Linked DNA regions of Homo sapiens: region 1 is linked to region 2. The links are chromatin loops, found by intact Hi-C in ENCODE. Cell type or tissue: Calu3. All regions are shown on one strand.

Region 1 (8,000 bases), 350 kb before region 2:
ATAAAGCCAAACTTGGGCCCTTTGGTATGTCTCACTTCCAGAAAGGTATAGTTTCTCTTGACCTCAGTCCTTTGCTTGATACCTGTCTTAGTCCTTTTGTGTTGCTATAAAGGAATACCTGAGGCTGAATAATTTAAAGAAAAGAGGTTTATTTGGTTCATAGTTCTGGGCTTCACAGGAAGCATGGCACCTGCATCTGCCTCTGGTGAGGTCTTCAGGCTGCTTCCACTCATGGCAAAAGGCAAAGTGGAGCTGGCATGCACAGAAATCAGAGAGAGAAATGTGAGAGTGGAAGCAAGAGAGAGAGAAGGGATGTGCCATGTTATTTTCACCAATCAGCTCTCATGGGAACTAATAGAGTGAGAACTAACTCACTTATTACTGTGAGGACAACACCAAGCCATTTATAAGGAAATCACCTCCATGACCCAATCACATCCCATTAGGCCCAACCTCCAACTTTGTGGATCAAATTTCAATGTGAGGTTTGGAAAGGTAAAACATCCAAACTACAGTAATGCTATAGTGCTGGAGGACGTAAACTGCTTCCTAGACCACTTGACAACCTGAGGAACTCCTGGAGCTCCCCTGAGTGAGTAGCAATGAAAGCCGATATCCTTTTGATACATTATTGCTACCATTACATGTGATGGAGCTCAGTGGAATGTGGCTGCCTTTCATCCCTTAACCAGAATGTGTCTAATAAAGAATCCAGCTGTGACGTGTCATGTTGACTGGATTCTCTGCCCTCGACTGGACATTTTTTAGATGCTTAACCCATTGGCAATGGTCTTCCTCTCTGACCTGGCCAATAGTAGCAGTAATTCTTTCTCCAAGATTGCTCTTTGGGGTAATCTGGGAATATCTTGCCTTATAGATAAAAAAAAATATAAATCAATTTCATACATATCTTTGCACCTACTGAAGCCATAATACAAGGTCTTAACAAGACACTCCTTCTTCCCTTCAGAATTTCAGATATCATTGATATTTATGGTGTGTTTCATTACAAATATTATAAAACACTTCAACACAATGCGATTCTAAATAAATGCAAAAGGTTGTAAAGACAGCAATTATATTTTAACTCTTTCCCCTTTTTTATCTTTGCCATTGTTTGCATTGAATGTTGTTTGTTTATAGCACTGTTGCTGGGTTCCATATTGTAATAGAATTTCCTTATGACAATAACGTATATTCAGAACTCTTTATGATTCATAATTTGATCAGAAGTGAGATATCTTTGTGAAAAAAACTGGACTCAGGAAAAATGGAATTTGAATTATGGCTTGCCCACTGAATAATAGTTTGATCTTATAAAAGTCAATATGGTGAGCCACATTTCTCATCTATAAAATGGGCACAACAGCATCTATATTATTCCATTGCTATAAGGAGTAAATGAAGGAATAAATGTAAATGCATATCACGCTGACTAGTACAAAGTGAGTACTCCATAAAGGGTAGGTATTATTTCTTTTCTATGAGAACTATTTTTTAAATATGATATTAGACCATTCTTGCATTGCTATAAAGAAATACTTGAGACTGAGTAATTTATAAAGAAAAGAGGTTTAATTGGCTCATGGATTTGCAGGCTGTACAGGAAGTGTAGGAGCTTCTGCTTCTGGGGAAGCCTCAGGAAACTTACAGTCACTGGGGAATGCGAAAAGGGAGCCAGCACTTCACATGGCCAGAGCAGGAGGCAGAGTGAGGTGGGTGGGGAAGTGCCACACATTTTTAAACAAGTGAATCTCAGGAGAACTTATTATCGTAAAGACAGCACCAAGGAAGATGGTGTTAGACCATGAGAAACCATCCCCATGATCCAATCACCTGCCACCAGGCCCCACTTCTAAAACTGAGAATTACAATTGTAGATGAGATTTGGCTGAGGACAGATCCAAACCATATCAGGTACATAAAAATGTTTTGTGGTGAAACAGCATTAAAAATCAAAGTAGACAGAAATAGAAGAGCAAGGTAAATAACATTTGAAATGCTCTAATGTAATATATAAGAGAGGTACAGTTTTCTGAAGAGTTTACTACATGCTAGAAATTGTGTTTTAAATATTTTACTCTAACATTCACAATTACTCTGAAGAAACTATTATTATGCTCTTTCAACATAAAGGAATCATTGCCTATATCATAAGAAACTTAAGGTGTTACCTGGCCAAATTCTCCACAGTTAATAAAGTAAGGTTCTGAAATAAAAGGTCTGTCTGCTTGCAACACTCACATGATTTTCACTAAATTTGTTTTCACTAATCAAATGAAGAGGATTCTATTGGAAGTCTCTGACAGCCAAGCAATTCACAGATGCCTAATTCCTTCCTCATAACTGTGAAAATTATAGTGTGTGTGTGTGCATGTTTCCTAGAAGTAATATTATTAATGATAGTCTTCCTACCCAAAAATAAAACCTTTTCCAAACAGCTGGGATAAACTATTACTTTCAATTCCCATACATTTTTTTCAATTAAAAACAATGTAGGAGGCAGCAATAAGTCCATTTATGAAGTTTGGTTTTCAAATTTAACAAATATTCAATCTATTGACTCTAAAAATAAATTATAATTCCTGAAAAACTATGGAAATGGTTTTGGGTGAAAAGCCTGAAGCCAATTTGAGCATCAAGTAAATATTGATTATGCAATACTAGAAATGGGTTTAGAAAACAGATTTTTAAAATGATTTTAGAGACATGTCTGCCAGCATACTCTTTTCATTTATTATTTTTCTCTTTTGGCGCTAAGATAAATTTGTTGCACATGTTAATTCTCAGTGTTTCTCCAAAATGCCATTCAGGTTACTTTAAACCTATCAATGGCCTAAAAGTCCATGAACATGGCAGGGCACTGTGGCTCACATCTGTAATCCTAGCACTTTCTGAGGCTGAGGCGGGCGGATCACCTGAGGTTGGGAGTTCGAGACCAACCTGACCAACATTGAGAAACCCCATCTCTACTAATAATACAAAAATCAGCTGGGCATGGTGGTGCATGCCTGTAATCCCGGCTGCTTGAGAGGCTGAGGCACGAGAATTGAGAGGCTGAGGCAGGAGGTGGAGGTTGCAGTGAGCTGAGATCACGCCATTGCACTCCAGCCTGGGCAACAAGAGCAAAGCTCCATCTCAACAACTACAACAACAAAAGTCCACGAACATATTTTCTGTCCTAGAAAATGTTTTATGAAGAACTTACAGAAGTATTTTATGAATCAAAACCAATACCTAGAGAATTGATATATATTTTATTACGATTGTCTAATTTTAGAAGTTGGGGGTTTTATTTTTTTCTGAAATTAAAATCAGAAAAATAAATGTGTTCAGAAATTGCTATGATATTCAATAATGTCTTGCACCATTGAGTAGCGTTCATATTCTTTCAGAAATTTAGCAATATTTTTTACTTTGTGAGTCAGTAATAATTGCCAAATATTTGTCCCACTCATTTTAAAGGTAAATGACATTACAGGGTAATTTTTATACCTCACTTTGGAACTCTAACAGGCATGACTTTGAGTTCTAGCTATGCCAGTAACATGATCCTGCAAAATGTGTTTAAGCTTTATAAGTTTCAGATTTACCATTTGCATCATAAAGATGCTAAAACCACTTATATCCATGTAATCTAATAATGAATGATTAAATGAGCTAAACCCTGCAATGTGCTTAACACTGAGCACAGCAAATTCTTAATAAATGTTAGTTTTGATTGCATGTATTATTATTACAAAATATAATCATAAAAACAAAATTATTACTAAAATGATTTGACTCTGCGTAAGGTTAAAATCCTGAAAATTTCCTACCTCCCCACATTTTCCCTAACTCCCACTCCCTCATCTTGATTTTTGTGGAGATGTGTCTAATGGTGACCTTGGGAAACCATTCTAAGTTGCCTGGACAATGACCCATTTGGGAACCAAGGCTATTTCTCCCAGAAGAAGATGTGGCACCCAAGTTCCACAAATTATGGGGCCCAAGATCCTCATGAGACATCTGGTTTTCTGAGGCAATTCCTATAAGCAAATAGCAGGAACCTAAATCCATGCTCACCAATAAACCTGCACTTTTCCGATAGAAAATTATTCTTTTTAATGCTTGCATATTTGCTACTCTGTTTTTTTTTTTTTTTTTGTAAGGTAATGCCCCTTTCCTCAAAAATAAACCACACTCTTGGTCTCTATGGCCCTTGAGAGAATATAAGAGATTAGGGCACTGTACCTTTCCTTGCTAACCCTTGGCCCACAAAATGCCTCAAAAAGCCCCATTCTTAACCAGTACTGGGTGTTGCTGCATTTGCTCCAAGCATTGCTAGACACCATGAAGGATACTACTTTCTATGACTCTTCCTTTGAATTTGTTATTTTGTTTTTAGCATCTGAGGCATTTTGAAATATAATGTCTCAATATCAAGAATGATGTTATACTTTTGAAATCATAGTATTTATGTTAACATAATCATAAGATTTTAAAATATAAAAGATGCTCTTTCCTTTAAAATTTATGACTCAGACTACTTTTTCTAGCCTTTTGCACATTCCTATTAGTGAAAACACCTTTGCAAAAATTATAACTGAGAAAATTATGACAGTAAAAAAGATCAGACCTAACAGACCCCATCTTGCTTCTAACCTATAAGCTCTACTTGTTTATTCCTGGCATAGGCCAAACTAACCTTGGGAAGGAATTTAGTTTACAGTTTAACTTTTAAACAAAATTGGTAATAGCCCTTTCCCAGAAAACAAAACAAAACAAAACAAAACAAACCTTCTTGCCTGGAGACCAGTCTGTCTTTGTAGTACTAACAAATTAGCTACAAGATTAGAAATTACAGTTTAGGTGCCATGTAGCCTCGGGCTGCAAGAGTGTGAGCCTCCCAATTGTTCTTGGGAATAACATCACTGTTATAAAATTTAGGTGTAGTGCTTGAGACATTTTGCAAACCCTGTGTTCCAACACACCAGTTAACACTGCCCAGACCGGTAATCTGGCTCAACCAGTTTTGCAATCTTACCCATGAACAGAAGACAGCAAGAAGAACACACTTCCACCCCCTGTGATTCCATCTCCAACCTGACCAAACAATCCCCACTTCCCTTGACCCTACCTGCCAAATTAACCTTAAAAACTCCAATCCCTGAGTTTTTAGAGAGACTGATTTGAGTAATAATATAACTCCAATCTCCCACACAGCTGGCTTTTGCATGAATTACTCTTTCTCTGTTGCAATTCCCTTGCCTTGATAAATTGGCTTTGTCTAGGGAGGGGCAAGGTGAACCCATTGGGCCATTACATTACTTACTAAACAGGTTGTTCTTTTGGATTCTAGAGATGCACAAAATTGCACTTAAGTTGTTTTTGTGTTTATACCAAATATGTTATAACAGAGAAATCTATATGTAGCTGTAGTTGCCAGCTTCTACTGGATAAGGCTGCATTAACAAATCCTCCGAATCTCATTAGCCTACAAGACAATAATTTATTTCTCATGTTAGCAATTGGTTGCTGTGAATATGTTGTGATTCTATTCCTCACGTCTTAGTATAGAATCCATGCTTGCTTTCATGGCAAGAAATAACAGCAAAGGAACGGGTGGAAATGCACAGTGGTTATTAAGGTTATTAAGATTCTCTAAAGTTGTGGTGTGTGTCACATTCTCTACAATGCTATGGACTGAAGCAGTGGGGGCGAGGACTTGTAACTTCAGAGGGGGCCCTAAATGTCATGTGGCAACTGGTGGGGTTATATAATCCTCTTACTGGGAGGGAGAGTAAATGTTCTGAAACAATAATAAAATTGCCTATAGTCGCTCTATTATTTACACATTTACTATTAAACCACTAAACAATAATACTTAAAAGATAGCATGTCATTTATTATAAATAGAAAAAATAAAACATATTTAGCATGCAAGTGTAGGAGAGGCAAATCTTGACCTCTACTCTCTCAGGGTCTCCAGTTCGGTTAAATTGACATAAGACAGATTAACAGGAGAAACCTAGTTCAGGCCATGATAGAAAGGAGGATTGGACATGCTTTATTATACTTTCCTCCCTTTGGAATTCAGGCACAAATTTCCAGCATTAATATTAAAACAGGGATCTTAAGAATGACAAAATGGACTTTTTGTAGCAATAAGATATCACATTCCAACCTGACTCTAGTATAGCATCACGTGACAGATAGCAGGCCCTGTATGAAATCAAAGTATCTTACCCCAAAATATATCTTATTAATAGTTCTACTTGAAAACTGATTTTAATGTGGCCCTGAGATGAACAAAATATCTGTTTCCTAGATATCTCTACACAAGTGTAGAGCTATCTGGGTGACAGAACAGGATCCTGTCTAAAAAAAATTAAATGAAATTAAAATTATAATAAAATTAAAAATGTAAATATTTATTAGATCAGAACAAATAAATCAGTGATTTTGACTATACAGTAATTTTCTAAAAATATTGGCTTAATTTATGGTTTCTGGAAGGGTACAGGTAAATATGTAACCATATGCATATTTAAAACTACTAAATTTATATCAATCACAGAACACCTTTTTATGTTTATCTAACATGGTGCTCTTGAAATTTTGAATTATATAATGATCATTTTTGCTATAGCAGCAGTGTTTTTCATTCACTAAATCTATTTTGTATTGTTACTTTAATTGTATCTTAAATTTAATGAAATTATTTAGCTTAAATTGTAAACAACTGTTGTTCTGGACTTTACAAAATGAGTACACATTTATTTCTAGAAGTTGTGGAATTCTTGTTAGGAAGATATGGAAAACCTTCCATCAAAACATTACTGTCACTGCTGATTATAGCAATGAGCATTATAAGGTATACCGAACCACATGACTGAAAAACTTATGGCCAAATAAAGACAGAATGTAATATTGATCAAAGAGCTGTGAACTAGATGGCAGGACATGTGAAACGAAACCCAGTCATGCTATCAGAAAATTGAACTGAGTTCTTTAGGTTTTAGATGGTTCCTGTTTAAAAATGAGAACATTGAACTATTTAATCAGTGACATCTTCCAAAATGATAAACCTGGAATTTACTTAATTTTTGTAAATTATCTCATGTGATGAAGAAAATTCACCTTGACAATCATTTTTAGATTTTGAAAGGTAAAATGTATGAATCTTATAATTACATTAGCAATTGACAAGTTGGTATGTATCCTAAAATAAGAAAAAAAATCCCACAAAATTCTACTTTTAACTGTGCTGCCTAAGCATCTAATTATTCTCCAATATTCTTATTTCTATAACACTTTAATATCATAACCTCCATGTCGACCTACTCTTTTATAATTCAGAATAATGCAATTTTAATGTATGTATTATATAAAAATTGTTTGTATCTATGATGTAGATGCAAAATACTTATTACATTGATATTCTCCCCTTTCTAAGGATCTCACAGAGCTATATCCATTCATGAAACAGAGAAAAACAAGATACATTCAAACAAATAATCATGTTTTCCACAGTGTCAAACAGAAAATCAAATATAAAAAAGTATAAAAACAAAATTCCAGTTAGAAAAACATTTATTGTTATATAATCAAATATGTTCAATGGAAGAATCCAGTACTATTGTTTAACAAATTTCATCTTCTTGAATATGTTTTCAATTATTTGTAGCATTCAAACAAGCTTCTATTCAGTCATCAACTTTTCATTCTTTCTGTTTAATACTGCTTGCTTCTTTCCTGTTCTCATCAAATACAGTATTCAAACACATGGAAAGGTGATTAACAAAAACTGAGTGAAAGTTGGCTAAGTATAGAATTATCACCAAGTTAGATATCATTAGAATGGAAAATTAGTAACTACTTCTAAAAAGCAGCATTGTAGATTTACATGCAAATGTGAATGGTTTAATTCATCTAATTCTATAACTCTTTAAACATTTTCATGATAATCCAATGCAGAGATTTTAATTATACAACATAGTTTAACAAGTTATTTTCTT
Region 2 (8,000 bases):
CAATTTTTACTTTTATTTTGTAATGTTTGTGCTTACACTGTAGGTAGGGGTGTACATGACATGTTTTGATACAGGCATGCAATGTGAAATAATAACATCATAGAGAGTGGAGTATCCATCCCCTCACGCATTAATCCTTTGAGTTACAAACCATCAAATTCCATTCTTTAAGTAATTTTAAAATGTACAGTTATTAGTTTCATGCATGTTGCAGCATGTTGCAGAATTTCCTTTTTAAAGGTGAATAATATTCCATCGTATGTGTATATCACTTTTGCTGCTCCATTCATCTGATGATAGACACTTGGGTTGCTTCCATATTTTGACTATTGTATACAATGCTGCTATGAATATGGCTGTATAAACATTTCTTTTAGATGTTACATTCAATTTTGAATATATGTACAGAAGTGGAATTGCTGGATCATATAAGAACACTATGTTTAACTTTTTGAGGAACTGTCATACTGTTTCCACATTGTCTGTACCATTTCACATTCCCATAAACAGTGTACAAGGATTCCAGTTACTTTATATCCTTGCCAACATCTGTTATTTTCTGGTTTTTGTTTTTTGTTTTTTTTTTAAAATTTGACAGTAGCCTACTTAAGGGGTATAAGCTTGTATATCATTGCAGTTTTGATTTGCACTCCACTAATCATTAGTGAGACTGAGCATCTTTTTTGTTACTTATTGGCTAGGGGTATATCTTCTTTTGAAAATGTCTATTAAGATTATTTGATCGTTTTTGAATTAGATTTTTTTGTTTTTTAATTATTGAGTTTAGATTTTCTATATACATTTGGGATATTAATACCTCATTACATGCAGCCACTCCTGAGTCTCCAAGGGGAACTGATTCCAGCACCCCCACAGAAACAAAAATCCACAGATTCTCAAGATTCTCAAGTCCCTTACATAAAATGACATATTTGATTATAACCTATCCACATCCTCCATATACTTGAAACCATCTCTAGATCACTTATAATATTTAATACAATGCCTACACATCACTTCACTTGCATGAATTCAATGTAATGTTTAGTGCACAACAAATTCAAGTTTTGCTTTTTGAAACTTTGTGGATTTTTTTTGGAGTATTTTTGATTGATGTGGAGGGCCTACTGTATATATAATCACATATCAGATGGGTTTTACTATTTCTGCAAAAAAATTCACTGGGATTTTGATAGGGATTGCACTGAATCTATATATTGCTTTGTAGTGTACTGGCATTTTAATAATATTGATTTCCAATCCACATACATAGGATGTGTTTTCATTATGCTTTCTTTTCTTTAATTCCTCAGTAATGTTTTGTAGTTTTCTTTGTAAAAGTATTTTACCTACTTGCTTAAGTTGATTGCTAAGTATTTTATTTTTTCAAAGCTATTATAAATGCAATTATTTTCATAATTTTCTTTTAAAACTGTTCATTGTTAATGTATAGAAATGCAACTGATTTGGGAGTGTTGATTTTGGATCCTGATACTTTGCTGAATTCATTTGTTAGTTTAAAGGGCACTGTGCATTTATGTGTGTAAAATCTTTAGTGTTTTCTATATATAAGATTATATCATCTGTGAACAAACAAAAATAATTTTACTTCTTTGTTTTCAATTTGATTATCTTTTATCACTTTTTTCTGGCTAATTGTTCTAGCTAGCACTTCATGTACTGTGTTGAACAGAAGTGGTGAAAGTGAGCATACTTACCTTGTTCCTGATCTTAAAGGTTTTTAGTGTTCTACTTTTGAGTATAATGTAGGTTTTACCTATACGGTATTTATTATGCTGAAATAATTTTATTTTATTTTTTTGAGATGGATTCTCACCCTGTTGCCCAGGCTGGAGTGCAGTGGCATAATCTCGGCTCACTGCAACCTCTGCCTCCAGGTTCAAGTGATTCTCCTGTCTCAGCCTCCCGAGTAGCTGTGCCACCATACCTGGCTAATTTTTGTATTTTAGTAGAGACAGTGTTTCACCATGTTGGCGAGGCTGGTCTCGAACTCCTGACCTCAGGTAATATGACTGCCTAGGTCTCCCAAAGTACAGGGATTACAGGCATGAGCCACCCTGCCCAGCCAAGTTGATTTGCTTATATTCCTAGTTTTTTGAATGCTTTTATCATGAATACTTTAAACACATTATTTTCTTAAACTACAAGAAAGAAGAAAATGAAGTGTGGAATTGCAAACCAAAGTTATAATAATACTAGCTTTTGAAATAATAATAGTTTTCTCAAAAATATTAATCTCCTTAGTCATGTAAAAACAGAGTAGAATTCTTTTAAAAAAGCATTGTTACTATAGCACTGACTTTTATAATTGCCCACACATTTATCTTTATCTGAATTTTTTTTCATGCAGCTTTTTGTTATTGTCTAGTGTTCTTTCATTTCACTCTGCAGGAGTCTCTTGAGAATTCCTTGCAGAGAAGGTCTACCAGTAGCAAACTATCTCGGCTTTTGTTTATCTGGGAATGTCTTAATTTTTTCCTCACTTATAAAAGACAGGTTTTTTAAATATAGAATTCTTGGTTCATTGGTCTTTATTTTTTTCTTTTAGCACTTTGACTATATTGCCCCACGGCATTCAGGCTTCCAACATTTCTGATGAGAAATCTGCTGATAATCTTATTGAATATCCCTTGTGTGTGAAGAGCTTCTTGTCTCTCACTGTTTGTTCTTTGTCTTTGACTTTTGAAAGTTTGATTACAATGTATCTCCACATGGTTCTCTTTGAATTCATCTTACTTTGAGTTTGATGAGCTTCTTGGATGTCTGTATTTATGACTTTTATCATTTGTGAAAATATCAGTAATTATTTTTAAAAATATTCCCTATCTCTTTCTCTGCCTTTTCTTCTTCTTAGATTTCCATAATGCCTATTTTCGTGAACTTGATGCCATCTCACAAGTCCTTTTATGCTCTGTTTACTTCAATTATTTTTATATTTCTGTCCCTCAAACTTGATGGCTTCTGTTGTCCTATTTTCAAGCTGTCTGATTCTTTCTTCTGCTTCTTCAAAACTTCCTTTCAATCTTAGTGGTGTTTTTTTTTTCATTTCAGTTATTGTGATTTTCACTTCATTTCATTGATTTGTTCACACATTATTTCCTTGATTTTTTCCATATCCCTTTAGTCCTTTGAGTATCATTATTTTTTATTATTATTATTATTTATTTTCAGATGGAGTGTCATTCTGTTGCCCAGGCTGGAGTGTAGTGGCATGATCTCAGCTCACTGCAACCTCTGCCTTCCACGTTCAAGTAATTCTCCTTCCTCAGCCTCCCAAGCAGCTGAGATTACAGGCATGAGCCACAACGCCTGGTTAATTTTTGTATTTTTAGTAGAGACAGGGTTTCATAATGTTGGCCAAGCTGATCTCAAACTCCTAGCCTCAGGTGATCTGCCCACCTTGGCCTCCCAAGGTGTTCAAAGTGTTAGGATTACAGGCGTGAGCCACTGCGCCCAGCCTTTTTGAATATCTTTTAGTTGTTTTTCTGTCCAGTGGAACTGCTATCAGGTCTTTTTCAAGAAGAGTTTCTGTTGATATTTTTACCCTTTGAATTGCCCATACTTTCCCATTTCTTTGTATGCCTTGTTGATTTTTTGTTGTTGTTGAAAACTGGACATTTATATATAATAATGTGCTAAAACAAAATCACGTTCTTCTTCTTTCCCATGGTTTGCTTTTTTAAATTGTTTTTATTCTTTTCGGTCTTTAAAGATTTTTGTAGGTAATCTCTGTGCCAAGAATCAGCCTACATTCTAAACTTAAGTTTTTTTTTCAGGTCTTTTCTATGCTTGTACCTTTACCTGACCATACATTTTAGTCACTTTCTAATTTTCCCCATATATTTACTTTCTTTTGAATGTCCTAATCATTAATATCCTGCACCCCAAAGTGGAAAAAGAAAAAGATGAAGGGGATGTGAAGAGGGAAGAAAGGTCACCCGTTCTTTAAATTTCTTGGAAGTCAATTCAGCCCAAGGAGGAGGGGCTTGCAACAGTGAGGGAGGTACAAAGATAATAGCCAAAGTCTCTTCGTCTGCACTTCTGTGTTTAGAACTGACAATCAGCAATAAGAACACAGCTCTCTAATATTTGGATAACAGGATTTTTTATGCCCACTCTGGCTCCTGCAGCTTGCTTGCAACTGCTTTAGGAACACATGCACATCTGCCTGCCATGAGGCTGGAAGTTGGGGAAGAATAGTTTCTACTGTGCTAACACCTGAAATTGACCAAAATTAACTGTAATTTACATGCAAGACTTCCTCTGAGCGTTGAAAGCCTTCCGAGTTCTAAAATACTTATGTTATACAGATTCTGCCACTGCAATTGTTCTCTGGGTAACAGATTCCTGGTGCCTTCTACTCCACCATCTTACCACAAATTTCTTGTGAAACCATTCTTGGAAGCTATAGCTGCCTGTCAGAGTAGTTGTGTGTCTTTCTGGAATATTTCTGACTGAGCACCCCTTCTGTGGTTTGATAATGGGTATTGAGCAGGGGAATAAGCCTCTGGAAAATATGACCTCAGCAAAACAGAACAAAGGAATTCAGAATGCAGATGCTGGGGATCTTAATAAACTGGATTTTCTACATTTGGAGGTCTTCATGTGCACATATTGACCTGGAAAATATGTATAATTATGTTCACAATGCTTCTGATTTCAGCTGTCACATCTGAGATCTTGCAAGTTGTCTCCCTCTTTTTATAATAAAAAAGCCAAACAAACTGAAAATCATGTTCCTAGACCCATCAGAGTACTGAAATTGAAGAATTATGGAAATAGTTGGCAGATAGTGGGAGCCAAGTTTCTCACCATTAGAGTAAAAGGGTAAAAACCAGCATGGGGGAAACTTACAATGATCTGTGTGACAACAGATTAGAATTGAAGACATTTGAATAAACACATGCTTAGCTTAAAACCTAAGCAGATGTAGATGGATGGATAGAAAGATAAATAGATAGATATATAGATAGATTAATATATTAATTAGTATGCATGCATATGTTTCTTTGCTCTGTCAATTGAAATGGCTTAGAAGCAAGGATTTCCCAATAGTAACAGGTCTATCCAGTGCCCTGATCTTGATTTTTAATATGACACTCAAGTATGAGAAATTAGGAATCTTTGGATAAATGGCTGATTCTAGGTCTGGGGCCAAGTATATATGATGTCAGCCTGAGACATCTTATAATACCACAAAATAAAAGAACTACTAAAAAATCACAACAACAATAACTAATCCTGGAGTATGTCAAAGATTCAGAGGAGCCAACTGAAAAAGCTCCCAGAGGTGGAAAAATTTGAGTGAGAAGATAATTTTTATATTCAAAAGGAACACATTATGATGTAGCTGCTAGAATCGAGGTAGTTAAGCTGTCAGCAATAAAAGGCCATTTGTTTATTCTTTTAAATTTTAGTGCTTATATTTATAAATGGGTCTCTTTTGTTTCATACGTTAGGCAGGGTCTTGCTCTGTCACTCAAGCTGGCATGTATTGCTGCAGTCATAGCTCATCCCAGCCTCAAACTTCTGGCCTCAAGAAATCCTCCTGCCTTGGCCTCCTAAACTGCTGGGATGATAGGTATGAGCCACCACATCTAGGATCCTTCTTTGTCACTTTATCAGCAAATCATTTTTTCCTTTGGGAGAGAACCCAATTCTCCTATATCCTATATATTTATTGATTTTTATAATAAAATATTTAATTCAAATAAGATCTGTTTGTCTGTATATATAAACTAAGAACTAATAAATGGAGAATTGTCAAATTTCCCTTGTAGAAGAATTTTACAAATAATTTACGTAGGTATTACAGACACAGAAAGTGGAACACAAAGTCTCTACTCCTTAGATGTGAACTTTTTTATAGCAACGGTCTTCCAAAGCGTACACTATGGAAAGAGAGAAAAGAAAGCATCTTTTTAGTGGAGAAAACTGACAAACACCACCTCTGATAGATGATCAAAGCTCAAATCAACAGTGATACATCATAATGACAGCACATAACTTTGATATGTGTAATGAAAAAGTCCGAGAAACTATCTTAGCCAAGAGGATCCGAAGAAGATATGACTATTAGATTGTGGTGAAAAGTATTAAAAATGAACAATAAATTATGAAGTACAGCAGTTTATACCTATACAGAAACTTGGTATATAACAAATTTAGCATTACCTTTCTGTCAAGAAAAGATAATTTTGGAATATTGATTATCAATGTAAAAATATAAATATTAAAATATAAGAATAAATTTTTCCTATCTTTTAATTATATGTCAGTTTTATTCTCTTAATAATTTACTTTTGGGGGTAGTGTTAGTTTTATTTTTCATTTTATGTAGAACTGTCTTCAATTTTATTTGCATCTTAAAACCTAAAATGTTGATGACTGAAATTGACTCTGTTATAGTGCAGGTACTCCTTGACTTACAGTGGGGTTACATCCCAATAAATCCATTGTTAATTGAAAATATTGTCATTTTGATTTATGACATTTTCAGTTTACAATGGATTTGGACATAATCTCATTGTTTGTAAATGGAGGAGCATACTGAATACTTACCGCTTTCACACCATCAGAGTCAAAAAGTTGTAAGTCAAATGTTCATAAGTAGGGGACTATATGTATTTTTTAAAGAGGAAATATTCTTTCCATAAGTGCTGAGTACTGGATAAGCCTATAAAATATTTTAGTAATCCAAGGATATCTCCCAAATGAACTTTTACTGAACTGTGTACACATTCCAGCCAATTGTTTGGCATGCATAACTTCTTTTTACTCTTAGAGTATCAATCTTCAAATAATATTTTCAAGAATTAAATCATCAAATAAGTTATCTACATTTATGATATTTTTGAATGTTTTTCCTAATTTGGATGCTAAAATATTGTAGGGACTCTCAGTTTTCTTCTATTTTTGTTCAAAAGATAAATTCATCCAAGTAAAAATATTAGCTCCACAAAAAGTTTCTCCCCACAAGTAAATATATTTCAAAGTTCAATTTAAAAAATAATGTGAGCACTTTTATATTTTAATTGCAATTTCCTGAAAGCTTCAGAAACTGAAATGTGTTAGTAAACAGCTTGTAGGATATATAGTCCTTAAAGAATTCCAACTTATTTTAAGAAAATCATAACATAAACTTGGAGAACTTTGTAAAATGGTTTCCAGTCATCACAGAACCCTTAAATTATTTTGAACATTTGCTTTATAAAGTTTCAAACATTTAGAGGAACATAAAAGAGAAAGCACATGATCCTAAATTTAAATCTCTTAATATTAAATATTACTTTTATAAAATGTAGTTTAATTTCATTTTTTGCAATTTTTTTATATGTTGAAAACTATATGTTCTGTTCTGGATGGCAGAATAATGCAGCTTGTTAGGACATAATTATAAATTATGTGTGCTTCACAGCCAATTGAAAGTACATTTCTCCTTGCTGTGCTTTGGATGTGGTTTGTCCCCACCAAAACTCATGTTAAAATTTGATTTTCAGTGGTGCAGTTTTGGAAGGTAGTGCCTAGTAGCAGGTGTTTGGGTCATGAGTAGATTGCCATACCAGAGGGGCAAGTGGGTTGTTAAAAAGATTCTGGCTCCTTGGTTTTTCTCTCTTGCTTCCTTTCTTACCGTGTGATTTCTTTATGCATAACCAGTGGCTGTTACACTTTTCTGTCATGTTTGACCTAGCACATGGCCCCCACCAGAAGCTAGCCAGAGGCAGCAATATGCTCTTGAATGTCTCAGCCTGCAAAACTGTGAGCAAAATAAAACTCTTTTGTTTATAAATTATCCCAGCCTAACGAATTCTGTTATAGCAACACAAAATGGATTAAGACAGTCTTCTATATTGTTTTTAGTTAACAAAGAACATGTATAAACTGACATCATAATGTTTACCTCATTTACTAGCATTTCAACTAAATGTTCAATATTATTAACAACGTCAGATTTTTTTCTCTTCAGTAAATTACCTTCC

Evidence for each region. Peaks named below come from ENCODE experiments on the same cell type or tissue, not always from the same donor. Only the 100,000 strongest peaks of a DNase experiment are listed, where the experiment ranks them.
Region 1: a loop joins it to region 2, with 2.5 times the contacts of the local background. A loop is called at or near these places in 2 of 110 quality-filtered maps.

Annotation. Positions count from the first base shown.
Region 1 is chr3:145,732,810-145,740,809 of GRCh38, reverse strand. No RefSeq gene overlaps it. Among named protein-coding and RNA genes, the nearest start is that of LNCSRLR, 330 kb to the left of the region's middle. In Calu3, no CTCF peak of the experiment used is centred here; a DNase peak (open chromatin) is centred at 4,989.
Region 2 is chr3:145,384,235-145,392,234 of GRCh38, reverse strand. No RefSeq gene overlaps it. Among named protein-coding and RNA genes, the nearest start is that of LNCSRLR, 680 kb to the left of the region's middle. In Calu3, no CTCF peak of the experiment used is centred here; no DNase peak of the experiment used is centred here.